2 separate regions of the Homo sapiens genome follow, and region 1 is linked to region 2. A link is an interaction called in ENCODE POLR2A ChIA-PET data of the cell type or tissue named here. Cell type or tissue: OCI-LY7. All regions are shown on one strand. Region 1 overlaps MLLT1 (MLLT1 super elongation complex subunit). Region 2 overlaps RANBP3 (RAN binding protein 3).

What was found. ChIA-PET counts read pairs that join two places held together with the same protein. Peaks named below come from ENCODE experiments on the same cell type or tissue, not always from the same donor. Only the 100,000 strongest peaks of a DNase experiment are listed, where the experiment ranks them.
Region 1: POLR2A ChIA-PET joins it to region 2 with 9 read pairs; 2 of 35 experiments call an interaction of 5 or more read pairs at or near these places.

Annotation. Positions count from the first base shown.
Region 1 is chr19:6,265,534-6,268,033 of GRCh38, reverse strand. All of the region lies in intron 2 of MLLT1 (MLLT1 super elongation complex subunit), which reads left to right. Among named protein-coding and RNA genes, the nearest start is that of MLLT1, 13 kb to the left of the region's middle. In OCI-LY7, no CTCF peak of the experiment used is centred here; no DNase peak of the experiment used is centred here.
Region 2 is chr19:5,949,021-5,951,520 of GRCh38, reverse strand. It overlaps RANBP3 (RAN binding protein 3), which reads left to right. Exons shown (of 17, transcript NM_007322.3): 3 at 1-128. Among named protein-coding and RNA genes, the nearest start is that of RANBP3, 28 kb to the left of the region's middle. In OCI-LY7, no CTCF peak of the experiment used is centred here; DNase peaks (open chromatin) are centred at 630 and 1,530; H3K4me3 peaks cover 2,324 bases; H3K27ac peaks cover 2,500 bases.

The DNA.
Region 1 (2,500 bases), 320 kb before region 2:
TGTCCATCCCTCTCCCCACCCCAAGTCAGAGGTTTCTGTCAGTTTTGTTTGCTGCTACATGTTCGGTGCCTGCAGGGATACAGTAGGTGCTTACTAAGTGTTTGATGACTGGATGGACCCTTGCACCTGGTCAGCTTTTGTTAGTGTTTTCTGACTCTCCACTGAGGAGGGCAAGGCCACCAGTACCCTGTCTCTTTTTGACCCTGCTGCACCCCTCTTTTTGAGGCTACAATGGACGTTGTTAAGCTTATTGACGAAGACCAAGACCTTCGCTCCCCGATTATAGATTGACTGTAAGAGTTGGGAACTAGCAGTAGGCGGCGTTGACATGTTTGACGCTGTCACCATCAGGCTGGTTGGGACGGCAGGACTTCATTCAGCTTCTGTTTCCCATGTCCTGAACTCTGGGCCACTCCAGAGAGAAGGCTCAAAGTCAGGTCTGTGTGAAACGGGTTCTTTTTGGTCATTTTTGGTTAAAATTTGGCCCTATTTTAGCTTGCTTCACATTTGGTCTGTGGCTTTTGGAATACCCCCTTACTTCTCCTTTTTGCATTGTGTCTTTAGCATACCTTCATTTTCCCCCCATTCTCTCAGTCATTTCATTTATTCTGTGGAATTTTTTTTTTTTTTTAATTTTTTGGCCGGGTGCGGTGGTTCATGCCAGCACTTTGGGAGGCCGAGACGGGTGGATCACCTGAGGTCAAGAATTCAAGACCAGCCTGGCCAATATGCTGAAACTCGGTCTCTACTAAAAATACAAAAAAATTAGCCGGCTGTGGTGGCGCATGCCTTTAGTCCCAGCTACTCGGGAAGCTGAGGCAGGAGAATCGCTTGAACCCAGGATGCAGAGGTTGCAGTGAGCCGAGATCATGCCAGTGCACTCCGGCCTGGGCGACAGAGCGAAACTATGTCTCAAAAAAAAAAATTCTTTTAGAGATGGGGGTGTCGCTGTGTTGCCCAGACTGAACTCCAACTCCTTGGGCTCAAGCAGTCCTCCCGCCTCTGCTTCAGGAGTAGCTGAGTTTACAGGTGTCAGCCGCCTTACCTGGCTTTCTGGCTTGTTTGTAAAGTCCTCTGAGTGTTTCATGCTGGTTCTCTGTGCCTTCCTTCTCTAATCACAACGGACTCTTATCCAGCCACCCCTTTAGCCACTACCCTGGGCCTTTTCTCTCCTGTTCTCCTGAGGTTTGTTTATCGGCCTGTGTTTTGGTTTATTTTCTTGTTTTGGTAGAGCAGTGTCTCAAGTAATATTCCAAGAGATTACTTCAGACATTTCTGGCTGGGCGCAGTGGCTCATGCCTGTAATCCCAGAACTTTGGGAGGCTGAGGCAGGCGGATCACCTGAGATCAGGAGTTCAAGACCAGTCTGGCCAACATGGTGAAACCCCATCTCTACTAAAATTACAAAAAGTTAGCCAGGGGCAGTGAGGATGCCTGTAATCCCAGCTACTCGGGAGGCCGAGGCAGGAAAATCGCTTGAACCTGGGAGGCAGAGGTTGCAGTGAGCTGAGGTCGTACCACTGCACTCCAGCCTGGGTGACAGAGAGAAACTCTGTCTCAAAAAAACAAACAAACAAAAAAAATTTATAAGACGTGGGCAGTAAACCCTTTGAGTCCTAGCATGTTTGAAAATGCCATTATTCTCTTCTCACAGTAGAATGGTTGGTTGGGTGTAGTTTTGTGGTTTGGGAATTACAGGTCAAGAATCCCTAAGCTGAAAATCCGAAATCCAAAACTTTTTTTTTTTTTTTTTTTTTGGAGACAGAATCTCATTCTGCCACCCAGACTGGAGTGCAGTGTTGTGATCACAGCTTACTGCAGCCTTGACCTTTGGGCTGAAGCAGTCCTCCTGCCTCAGCCTCCCAAGTAGCTGAGACTACTGGCCCGCCACCATACCCAGCTAACTTTTTTATTTTTTGCAGAGACGGGATTTCACCATGTTGCCCAAGTTGGTCTTGAACTCTTGGGCTTAAAATCTTCCCGCCTTGGCCTCCCAAAATGCTGGGATTACCGGCGTGAGCCACCATGCCCGGCTTAAGATCCAAAACTTTTTTTGAAACAGAGTCTCACTCTGTCGCCCAGGCTGGAGTGCAGTGGCGCGTTCTCGGCTCACTGCAACCTCCGCCTCCCGGGTTCAAGCGATTCTCCTGCCTCAGCCTCCTGAGTAGCTAGGACTACAAGCCCCCACCACCACCCTTGGCTAATTTTTGTATTTTTAGTAGAGACAGGGTTTCACCATGTTGGTCAGGATGGCCTCAATCTGTTAACCTCGTGATCCGCCTGCTGCAGCCTCCCAAAGTGCTGAGATTACAGGCATGAGCCATTGCACCTGGCCAAGATCCAAAACTTTTGTTGTTGTTGTTGAAACAGAGTTTCACTCTTGTTGCCCAGGCTGGAGTGCAATGGCGCGATCTTGGCTCACTGCAACCTCCGCCTCCCAGGTTCAAGCTATTCCCCTGCCTCAGCCTCCCGAGTAGCTGGGATTACAGGCGTGCACCAC
Region 2 (2,500 bases):
CGGGTCACCCCGAGTCAGCTGGCGAGCATGCCCTAGAACCTCCTGCCCCTGCTGGCGCCTCAGCCAGCACTCCTCCGCCTCCCGCTCCTGAAGCCCAGCTTCCTCCTTTTCCGCGAGAACTGGCAGGGGTAAGTCCACACCTACCCGGCACTCCTACCGCCCAGGGGGAGCCCAACCCAGACCAGCCACTTTCCCTTCGGGTCCCTCAGATCCTGGCCCTAGCTAATTGTAAGCAGCTAATGGTAACTTAAAAGATGACAAGGATTTCTTCCAGCTCGCTTTAATTCATGCTGCTGAAAAGTCAGGGAAGATCGAATCCCCTTTTAGCCTTTTCTAAATTGCCGTGGGAATATATACCCACAGCAAGAGGTGAATCCTGTTTCCCAAAAAAGACACGAGGGGTCAGGAGGAATTGAGTCATGTGAAGTAGAACCTTCCAAACCTAATTTGACCCCTTCACCCTCCTTCCATTTTTCCTTCTTGTTTCCCTGAATGCGGGCATTCAAGTTTAGCGTCTTAGAAACCCAAGAAGCTAAGGCTTCCTTTGATATCTAGGAAGAGGCACTCTCCAACACAGATTGCTTTGCAAGACTGATTGTGTTTGGACTGTGGTTAAGGCAGTGAACTGATTGTCTTCAATCAAAGCAGGAAGAAGAAAAGACTCTTCCTTTGAACCCAGAAGGAATCCCCTGAGCCCTTTATCTTTGTATTAAGAAGCCTTTTGAAGATTATAGGTGGAGAAGATTGTGAACTCTCAAGAACAAGAAATGTCTTGGGTTTTTGAAGTTTGATAAATTGGGAAAGGTAAACATTATCCTACATTCAGGATTGAAAACTCCATCCTGTAGGTAACTCATGACAGAAGACCCCTATTCTCAGGACAGGGAAAAAGGACTCTTAACAAGAAAAGAAGGGACCCAGCTCTACCGCCTGAGCACCAGGCAGCCTTCCAGGCTGGTACGGTCCCAAACCTTATCCCGGACCTCAGCGTTCTTTCTAGCACACAACAGTCCCCGGTTTTTAAGGAAACTGTTAACATTCAGCTACAGCCACCAAACCTCAGGACACTTAGGAAGCACTGTTCAGCCAGGGGTGGGTTGGAGTCCTGTGTTAACATTTTGGAGGAGTCAGTGTGTGATGGAAAAAGAAGCAACAGTCTTTACTTGTGCCATAGGCTATGGGTGTGGGGGAGGTAACGGCAGTAGTGGCCTTCGTGGCACAAAAGTGGGTTTGGGGTAGTGAGACACGGGAGCCGCGGGAAGGAGTCCAGCCAGGAGGCACTTGACCCACAGTGCACTGGGAGTACAGCCCTCCCATGAGCGCACGTGACTGCCGCCAGAGCAAGAATTAGGAGGTGGCTGCGTCCTTCTTTTGTTGGCAGAGTGGCTGCCGGAAACTTCTCCTGAGTCAGGTATGGTGAGTTACTGCACCTCTGGTCTTTGAGAGCACAGGAAATGGTGTTCTCAGGTTTCCGTCTTCAGCTGTCTGGGAACAGATGGTCTTTAGGGTCCCCCCCAGAGGCCTTCTGCAGGTGCCTGGGTTTGAAAAATGCAGCCCACATAGGACTCTCCAGCTGCAGAGGTGACAGGTTCTAGAATGAGAGTAGCAAACAAGTGCATCACAGAGTTTTTGTGACAGCAGGTGCTCTTCAAGAGCACACGCGCTGTTCTGTGCCCTGCGTACTTCTCACAGAGGCCCATGTTGGAGTGTCTGGAGGGGCCTCACCTCGTCCACATGTTCATCTCTTTGGCCTGGCCAGCCCAGGTAGATCTCAGCATCCTGATTCTCATGGACTTTGGGTCTGAGGCTCTGATCCTGAGAAATTCAAGCAGTCCCCCACACTGGCAGGTGGAAGGTGAAGCTGTATGGCAGGGAGCCTTGGGATGAGCTTGTGGGCACCGTGGGAGAGCCAGGATTGGAGGCTGCATAGAGCAGTATGTAAATGTTCCAATGTAGCTCTGGTGGCCATGTGCATAACATGCACCTTGTAGTTTTAGCACTCGTAACTTTTGGACACCCACTTTCAGGAGCCCCAGGAGAGCCATTGTCAAGCCCCTTGTGACAGCTCTGAGCTGACCAGGGCTCTTCCCTCAGGCTGTCTGCAGAGAACACCCTGACTGGTTGCTAAGGGCTCCTGTTAATTGGCTTTCTCTACTAATCGGGCCTGCTCAGAGCAAAGTAAACTTTATTTTAGGTTAGTTAGGCCATAGATCAAGTCAGATGGAACCCGATGCCAACTGCTTCTTGGCCTGAGCCTTTTTCGTGTGTGTGAACTCAGACCGTTTTCGTTTGCATCAGAAGAAATTTGGGTCTCACTCTGTATCACACTGGTGTTCAGGAAACCACCCCCATGTTACCCGGCAGGTCTCATCCGTCACATCTAGTCTGTTCACTTTATTCCATGGTCCCTGGGGGGAATATAAAGCTGAGAGTTCTTGATGATAAACAGTGGTGCGCTGAATTGTTACTTGTAAAGGGCCCTTACCATCTTTTAGTCTCG